2 separate regions of the Homo sapiens genome follow, and region 2 is linked to region 1. Evidence: chromatin contacts called from ENCODE Hi-C data. All regions are on one chromosome and are shown on one strand. The core of a region is the stretch at or near the end of the contact, and the rest is flanking DNA. Distances in the headings are between cores, read along the strand shown. Region 1 overlaps RMEL3 (enriched in melanoma 3). Region 2 has its middle 65 kb from the start of C5orf67.

Evidence for each region. Hi-C counts contacts between places; a loop is a spot of excess contacts on that map. Pooled maps may share reads with other maps.
Region 2: a loop to region 1 is called in a map with no recorded cell type, with 6 times the contacts of the local background. The contact joins two enhancer-like sites. A Hi-C loop is called at or near these places in 2 of 37 single-sample maps with no recorded cell type and 2 of 50 pooled maps.

The regions. Positions count from the first base shown.
Region 1 is chr5:57,496,763-57,501,537 of GRCh38, reverse strand. RMEL3 (enriched in melanoma 3) reads right to left here. Exons shown (of 4, transcript NR_186596.1): 3 at 4,621-4,758. Among named protein-coding and RNA genes, the nearest start is that of ACTBL2, 16 kb to the right of the region's middle. Within about 2 kb of position 1,936, at least 3 of the 41 ENCODE cell types and tissues checked have a DNase peak (open chromatin) inside an H3K27ac peak, as active enhancers do.
Region 2 is chr5:56,668,793-56,673,511 of GRCh38, reverse strand. No RefSeq gene overlaps it. Among named protein-coding and RNA genes, the nearest start is that of C5orf67, 65 kb to the right of the region's middle. RefSeq lists an enhancer at 3,017-3,066 and a silencer at 3,016-3,310. Within about 2 kb of position 3,356, at least 15 of the 41 ENCODE cell types and tissues checked have a DNase peak (open chromatin) inside an H3K27ac peak, as active enhancers do.

The DNA of each region.
Region 1 (4,775 bases), core at 687-3,186:
TACTGTCCCTCCTCCAGGCTCACTCAATATTAAACCCTTTCATACCATGTGGCTCCTCCTGAGATTCCATCATAACTGTTTAGGCTCAGATGAGGACAACTCAAACCACTCTATTTGGACCTCATTTTCTGCCCTCTGTCCTTCCTCGCCAGAAAAAGCATTTGCTCTATTTTGTAGATCATATCTGTTCTAAAGGTGGGAACATGGTCCCTTCATAGCTGATGGAGTTCTCTGGATATATCTCCAAGACTGACTTGGTTGGTTTCCAGAAATTCCCTCCTTTCTCTAACACTTCCCAAAGAAGGAAGGATCCGTGAACTCACCTAACAAATTTGTTCAGATCTGCATCTGGTCTCACATCTGTTTCCTTCTCCACCCACTTCACTGGAATGCTCTCCGAGTGTGGGGAGTGTTTGGAACAAATCAGAAGAAAGTTCCTATTTAATAGAAGGTGGAGTGTTGGTTATTACACCTGGGTCCCATCGCCATCTCGGGTGCATCTAATTCCTCAGGAGTCCTGTTCTGACAGCATCCTCCAGGCCTGGTGCTCCCTTCTCAGAATTTACAATGGAAGATTGGGTGGAGGAGGGACTGGCTTTGGTTTTGTTTGTTTTTTGCAGAGAACCGAATCTCTCTCTTTGCTTTCAAATTGGCTTCACCTTCCTCACCAAGGAGAGGCCATTGGGCTGAGCACCTGTGATGATACTGCCCTGGCTCCTCCTCAGCTTACACCATAACTACTGCACCCCAGATTTAAGGCTCACAAGTTGGACCGAGTGATCTCCACAATCCTTCTATAATTCTTTGAGCCTTTTTCATAGACTAAAACAATTTTCAAGTATAACCCCCTTTTGCTTTTCTCCTTCCCATCATTCATATTCAGCCAGGCTAGTTAAAATCAAAAGGAATAAAAAGTAACAAAAGTATATATGTGTGGCTATTATTAATAGGAAGCTATAATTTGAAAACCTCAATCTTCTCATTTGGAGGTAAGATGTGCAACGTCTTTACATGTATCTTTGTCTTTTCAGCCTCATTTCTTTCTCCTCCAGAAAAAGTATCCCCCAAGCAAACAAATAAAAAAATAGAATATATTTAAATTATAAGTAGAGAGGCCGAGGTGAGCAGATCACTTGAGGTCAGGAGTTCGAGATCAGCCTGGTGAACATGGTGAAACCCTGTCTCTACTAAAAATACAAAAATTAGCTGGGCATGGTGGCAGGCACCTGTAATCCCAGCTGCTTGGGAGGCTGAGGCAGGAAAATTGCTTAAACCCAGGAGGCAGAGGTTGTAGTGAGCCAAGTTCGCACCACTACACTCCAGCCTGAGTGACAGAGCAGGACTCCATCTCAAAAAAAAAGAAAAAGAAAAGAAAAAGTGTAAGTAGATATGCTTTAATTTAACCATCCCTACAAAATTAAATGATAGTAATACAGGAGCTAATCTTTGGAGATAAGTAAAACAACCTAATTCAGTGGTTCTCAGCCAGGGCTGATTTTGCCCCCCGGGAAATATTTGGCAATATCTGGAGACATTTTTGGTTGTCATGACTGAGGTGGGGAGGGAAGAAGTACCACTGGAATCTAGTGGGTGGGTAAAAGCCAAGGATGCTGCTAAACATCTTTCAATGCACAGCTCCCTACCACAAAGAATTATGCAGCCCAAAACGTCAATCATGTCAATGCGAGAAACCCTGGTCTAGAGATACCAACAGACCTAGATATACAAAACCATTATTTTTCCATACAACAGAGAAAGTCATGTATTCTCATTAATAAATAGTAGACTCACTAAGCCAAGCAGTCACATAAATAGCACAGTAAAGGTACTATGTAAATTTGAAAGCCAAGACTAAACAGGCAGGACTTGCAGCTTTTCCATAGGTGTTTTTTTTGTTTGTTTGTTTGTTTTTACCAGTTAGGCTCTAAAGAATGTTGCTGCCATCTAGGGGATAGAAAGAGAATCCCAAAAGCACCGTGTTCCTAGCTCCAAGGGCACGAGGTCCAAGCCCTGCAGGCACACTACGCACTCATTTCCCACGTTCCTACACTGAAAAGAAAAAAAAATACTTTGAGTTTTGTGACAAGCAATTGTTTAAAATTAAAAATACATCTATGTGACTCAGAGTCTACAGTGCCTTCAGTTAATTTGTTTTCTCCATTTCACGTGTGTGGTATGAAACTGAAAGTCCAGGTTTCTGATAAAGATAACAGATGTTTGCTGCCTGCTTTTATTTTCATATTTAGTTAGGGTAGAAAGAGGAGGGTCAATCAGTGGCCTCAGAACTCTCTGATAGGACCTCTCTTTCCACACACGCTTTTCTTTGGGTCATAGCAAGACAACAATAAGCTCTAGGGAAATTATAAATCAATAGAACTCCTTGCCTTCTTAAAAAAAAATAGGAAACTTTAATAATTAAATCAACTCTAATTAAAGGAAAATCAAGAAGAACCAGGGTTCAGAAGACAGAGGTGTTCCACCAGCCAAACATGCTGTTATTCCTACACACACACACACACACAGAGAACCCATGCGGATAACAGAGCCAAAAGGACTTCTCTAAGAGCTTTGAGAAGAGCATAGAGAGGGATTTTGCACTTCCGTCCTGTAGTTTTTGGAGAAGCTGGCTCTTGGGCTGCAGGAGTATAGTGTACCAGAGTTATAGGCCCCCTTTCCATTCTTAGCGGTGGTCTTTCTCAAGCTTCTTCATGGCTGCATGGGCTGAACTTTGGTTATTTTTCATGCACCAGAGGTAGAAAGCTTCCAATTCCTTTAACACAAGGGTTCCAAAACATCTTAAAATGATGCAAAAACTTATTTTGATCTTCACAACATGCCTTTGAAATAGGTGTGAATTCTATTTCTGTGTTTTAGGCAAAGAAACTGTTGTTTAAAAAGACTAGGACATTTTATTCTGACTGGCCCATCAAGTCCTGCAGATCCCAGTCCAGTTCATCATTCAGTTTGCAGCTGCATAAAATCGGATGGCTCTTCCTCCTCACTGTTTTAATGGAGCATCCTTTCCCACTTCCCACCTCTACCCTTGCTGGGGTCCTGCAAATACTACTATCCAGACCTTATTTTATTCCAAGGGAAAATGTTGAGGGAACTACCATCAGAGCAAGAGAAGAGAAACCTGTGTTATCACTAAGACATGATTCCACAATTGGCCAAAAAGAAGAATTATCTGATAATCCATGTGACCTCTTTTATAGCCGTCAGACTACAAGTCAATGGATGGAGGATGGATGGATGGATGGATGGATGGATGGGTGGATGGAGAGAAATAGGCAAGGCATGAAATTTCCATTAGCATTCCAGCATTTCTATGAATTTCCTATAGCCCAATTCTCCTAAACAAAGAATCTCATGCAATATTACCTGAGAAAGCACTATCCTGAAGAAATGCAAGGTGTTATTTAAGATAGACACTGTTAGTAACATTTACATTATATTAAATATTAATGTTTTGGGGATACAAAAAATTGTCTATTTACCTACTTCATGGAGTTATTGTCAGAATTGAGTGAGATACAGCAAGAGAAAGCTCTTAAAAGTTCATAAGCAGCACTCTGCATATATAACATGTCACTGTTATTGTCAAATACAGTAAGATAAATTGTCACAAAGTCATTTTCCCAAAGGTGATGTCATGTCTCCATAGACATGGATGCTTATTTCTTCAAGGATCACATATTCTGAGCACCCACCCAATAAAAGCAAACATGACTTGATAGGTAGACAGGATAATTTAAAATTGGCACTACCCTCCACCCAATTTCAGAATATTGTATCTAGTCCAATTCATTAAATTATTTTACCTTATAGAAGGAAAGGACCTATAAAAGATATGTACCATAAGCTCCTCTTTATCAATTTATTTCTTGCTTATGTTTTATATAATTTAGAGGAAATGTTCGTGATATGGATGTGTGAGAAAGATACAAAATTTAACATACATAAAGGTCTCAACTATGTACGTAAAAACAAGAATAGTGATTATCTCTGGATGGTAAGATTACCAAAATATTTTTTCTGCTTTAATGAGAGTCTAATTTTTGTTTTTGTTTTTGTTTTTTTTGAGACGGAGTCTGGCTCTGCCACCCAGGCTGGAGTGCAGTGGCACGATCTCTGCTCACTGCAAGCTCCGCCTCCCGGGTTCACGCCATTCTCCTGCTTCAGCTTCCCAAGTAGCTGAGACTACAGGCTCCCGCCACCACGCCTGGCTAATTTTTTTTTTTTTTTTTTTTTTTGTATTCTTAGTAGAGACGGGGTTTCACTGTGTTAGCCAGGATGGTCTTGATCTCCTGACCTCGTGATCCGCCCGCCTCGGCCTCCAAAAGTGCTGGGATTACAGGCATGAACCACTGCACCCGGCCAATAAAAGTCTATTTTCTTCATCCAATATTAATGAATATTCATTCCCAGACTTCTAGGAATAAATATTTTTTTCAACGCATTCAAGCAATCAGGTATTCTATAAGCCTTCATCCTTCCCTTTGAAACATTTTTCTGGAGCCTCTGTGCCCCACTTCTGGGATTTGCTGCTCTCCAAGCTAGTTTCACAGCTATGGCATCTGCATCTCCCTCCCCGTCGCCCTGGAGATTTCTTTGGCATACCTTCTGGGTTGAGGTTTTTATTTTCAGGGTCTCATGTTTTCTTCTTTCTTGATATTTCCTCTGGTTTTCTTGGAGCACATGGGCTGATATTAACTAAGAAGAGGTTGATGGGAGATAAATCGTTGAGTCTTCATGTGTCTGAAAAGGCATTTATT
Region 2 (4,719 bases), core at 2,107-4,606, 830 kb after region 1:
CATCTCCTTCCACTGTCTCCTCGCTCACTCTGCTCTGGTCACCCTGGCCTTCTCGCTGTTCCAAGAATATGCCACTCCTACTTCAGGCCTTTACTTTTGTTCCCCCTCTGCTTGGAAACGGCTTCCTCCAGATGTACACAACGCTTGCTTCCTCATTTCTTTCAAGTCTGTTTATCAGTGAGTCCATCTTATATATGACATTAGCAACCACCCTTCCTTACTGCTGCAGTCTGGTACCCACTCACCTACTTTCTCACTTTCTTTTTCCCCATGGCACATATCAATATCTGACATATTATGGCTATACTTGTTTATTGCTTGTCTGTTTCTTGCAGTAGATATGAGATCCAAGAGTGCAGAAACTTTGTTCCCTGCTGCGTCTCCATCACCTAGAAAGTACTGGACACATGGTAGGCATTCACATTTTGTCAGACTATTACGTGAATGAAATGAATGGCTCAACATAATCACTGCTAAGAACAAGAGCTCTTGCAAAGCCTCTGTAACCACAAGTAAAAATATTTGTGTTTACTAAAGTCTTTCAGTACCTTAATTTGTTTGCTTTGGTAAATAGAGTCAGAATTTAACATGGAAAAACTCTGAACTCTCCTAGTTGATTTCCTTGAGGCTGACCAGCTTGGAGTGGTTATAAAACACAGACAGGTATTTAAAATTGCCTGGATGTAGCCAGATGCAGTGGCTCATGCCTGTAATCCCAGCTCTTTGGGAGGCTGAGGCAGGCAGATCACTTGAGGTAAGGAGTTCTAGACCAGCCTGGCCAACATGGTGAAACCCTGTCTTTACTAAAAATACAAAAATTAGCTGGGCGTAGTGGTGCATGCCTGTAATCCCAGCTACTCAGGAGGCTGAGGCAGGAGAATCACTGGAACCCAGGAGGCAGAGGTTGCAGTAAGCTGAGGTTGTGCACTCCAGCCTGAGCGACAGAGGGAGACTCAGTGCCTGAATTTCTGTAAGGGATACTAATCTGGTTGGAAAGGAGATGTGGGTCTCTAAGCTGAATTAAGGTGGTTATTTGTATAAGAACATGAGAAAAACATCAACTGCTCATTTCAAAGAACGAAAGAGTGATAAAGGCTGCCGATAGGATTTGGACAGGGAAGGAAGGTACCGAAGCTGTCTTCCTCAGAAGCATAAACACATGGGAGTTAGTCCTACTAAGTAACAGTGTGGACTCGAAGTAGTCCCTGAAATTTCTTTGAACCTCAGTTTCCTCACCAGTGAACTGAGGGGCTTAGATATATTATTTATAAGGTCAATTCCAACCCTATTTTCTGGTGGTGAGATCAGGTCTCAGATTTATATTCTCAGACATAACTTTCATTAAATTGGAAATTTGAGATCCAGTTTCTTTTTCTGCAAAATGAAAAGTTTGACTAAAATGAACTCTAAGGTTTTTATTATTATTTTTTAACAGGTCTAATATTCTTTGTTTTCATTGTGTTTTTGGATTTTTTTTCTCTGCCCAATTGGCTCTGGTAAAATTTAACCTCTTCATTATGATTATTGGTTGCTTCTTTTGTTCGTTTCTTTGAAGTTGTGGTCACACACACACACACACACACACAAAATGTGAAGATATGTCACATACATTTGTAGATGCAGTGTGTGCTATCTTGCTGTTGGTGACCACTAACTTTGCCTTGAGACAGGGTGTGGAGCAGAGATACATCCTTGAGGTTTGTTTTATTCTCTAAACTTGACAGTGAGAGGACAGGAAATGGTCCATTGAGAAACTGGTGACCAAAAAATGCTGAAATTCTTCTTTAACCTCAGTTCCAGTCAATTCACATTGGAAACCGCAGTGCTTTTAAATTGCGCATTCCTAATTCTCTGATTTCTCACCCCTGTGGCTTGTTTTAGGGTCTCTAGGTGTATATTCAGTCAGCTGAACCACTCGAAGGGCCTGGTCACACCTGTGTCTTACCTTTGTGCCTCCATTTCTACAAGTACAAAGACATGGAGGAAACAGAAATTTTGCTACCTCCTTTCAGTGTTAAGTTTGAGATATCCTGATAAAAACCTTCAAAAAAGGGACTGAATGTTATTATTATTTTTTAAAGTAAAGACAAGAGGTTTATGTCCTACAGTTCTGGAGTCTGGGAAGTCCAAGGTTGAGGGTCCTGCATCTCTGAATGTGAATTTTTAACAAATGTGTTGGGGCTGGAGGGTTGGGGTGAGTTGGAATGGGGACAGAGCTCTTGAAAGATGCTTATTAAATCTGCAGTCCTTTCTAACAGACTTTTACAGGTAGGAACGCTTTCTTTGAGAAAGATGCACAGAGCTTGTCCTCTTCCCTTGAAAGCCATGGGCAATGAATGATAAAGTAGTTAGTCATCACAGAGCACTGGTGACTTAACTGCTCAAATCAATAAATATTCCCATTTCCATTGACTCATTTAATGGGAAAAGAAGGTCACATGTCAAGAAAGAGGGAGGGGATGGAAGAAAGGAGAGAATGAGTGAGACAGGAATTTTGAAATGTATTAGAACGTGTTTTTTTCTAACATTTTAGTATGAAGATTCCCAAATTACAGGAAAGTTGAAGGAATTAAACAGGGTATACCCATTTACTCACAACTTGGATCCTGCAATTAATATTTTGCTATAATTGCTTTATTACCTCTATTGATCCTCTCAAGAGTAGCAGTCTGTGAGTTTTGATGAAGGCTTACTTGTGTGACCCAGTCCTAACCGGATATAAAATATAACCTTCATCTCAGAAAATTCTTTCTTGCCCCTTCCCAGGTAATCCCTGCTCCTACCTCACAGCCAGAGGCAACCACTATTCTAATTTTTAAAACTGTAGATTAGTTTTGCCTATTTTTGAATTCCATGTTAATAATACCATACAGTATGAGCTCTTTTGTATGTGAAGCTTCTTTCATTTACCATAATATTTTTGAGATACAGTCAGGTTGCTGTGTGTAGCCATTTATTTTTTAAACCACAATAATCTCTATTCATTTTTAGAGAGTCTCAGGTTAAGAGTTTCTTCTAAAAGCAACAGGAAAAATAAGCTGTTGTTTTTTTTTTTTTTTTAAGATAGGGGAGAGAGAGTTGAAAGGAACCTGAGTGAAAGGTACTTTGGCCTCTTAATTTTCATGATAAAGAAGTTGAGGCCCCGTCATTGCTCTGGGGCACGCAGACTGAGCTGAAACTGGAACCCAGGTCTCCTGATTCACGGCTTGAAAGGGTTAGGAAGGCAGCTGAGTAGGGTGGTTGTTTGAGCTGAAGCCATGTGAGAATAGAGAGTTTCGACAGAGCTTTGCTTTAGAGGATGTGAAACTACAGTAACCTCATGTGACAAAAAATCCTCCGAGGCCTTGGTATGGAGCCAGAGGAGGAAGTTTGACATGGCCTCTGGTTACCAGCTCCACCTCTGAACCCACTGGCCCAGGATGACTTATGGTGAGCTCTCTGATTTGCAATAAAACTAGACATGGGACAGAGAAAGCTTTTCTGCACCATGCACAAGGCAGGACAATGCTAAAGGAGGGGGGGGAAAAAAAAACAAGAAAGACACCTTCAGCCACATGGCCTTCCCATAGCAGGGGACCCAGAGCTGAAAATAAAACACCCAGGGAGGAAGGGATGCTGTGGTTACAGACAGAGCCTTTGTCTCCCAAGTGCATGTTCCAATTCAGCCCAGGATGACAATGACCTGGAGGTTCCTGCCTGCCAGCTGTTGGCTGGCCTTTGTGAAAGTCCCCGAGCTCCAGGCCAATGCTTAGCGGGCAGGTATCCATATCGTGAAGCCAATTGGCACTGCTGGTACCTTTGTTGATGATGTGAGCACAGCCACTGGGAACCAAGGCTGCTGGTGCACTCTTGCTACCAGCTGGCAGGTGCAAACCCATGGGCAGGTGCCCTGGGGAGAGACGGTTCATGCTGCCATGGTAACCGATAAAAAAAAGGAGGTTTCTTCAAGGTCAGTTTGCCCTTTTTTCTGCTAGAGGATATTGTGAGGAAGAAATGAATTTGTGGCAGCCCTGACTTGTGTGTAAATGTGTCCTTCATCTGTTTTGAATTGACACTTCTAATTGGATCTAATATTAGTGTCACCCACTGGGCAAATCTGGGTATTGGTGGGTCTCCTGGGCTATGTCATTGTGGACAAAGATCAAGTCACCAGAGAAGTCCCAGAAGAGACGTTCCAGTGTAAACCAAGCAGGATTGAACAAAGAATTCCAAAAGTGATTTTGAAAAGGCTGACAGTCAGGTTGGACAGGTTCTTCGGGCTATTCCAGGATGTGAAATTAATGCGGACTGTCTGAGGCGTGTCACCCTAGATGTCCTTTAGCCAAACTGTCCTAGGTGCAAGGAAGAAGGGACCCTTGTCAGCTTGCTTGGTGCCTCACGAGTTTGTCACAATGCATTCATTGTAAAGAAGCAAGCTTTCCTTATCATCATTGTCCTTCTCTCTGTAAACCTTCTGCTCATGCCTTTACCTTGGGCAAATACATTTTCTGGCTTTGATTTAAAAGTTCAGCTTCTTGATATTAATATTTCTGCGCTTCATTCTGATAAAAGTTGTTCTGACTCAGGTCATTGGCTTGGGTGTCAGTAATTTTCCCATTTAGCCTCTCTTGTGTGTTTTTCATATTCTGAGATTTCTGTTGGCAGAAATAACAGCATTGTATTAATTAATTAATTAGTAGCATTGTGTTATTGCAGGGGCTTCATGAACCCCTGGGAGAA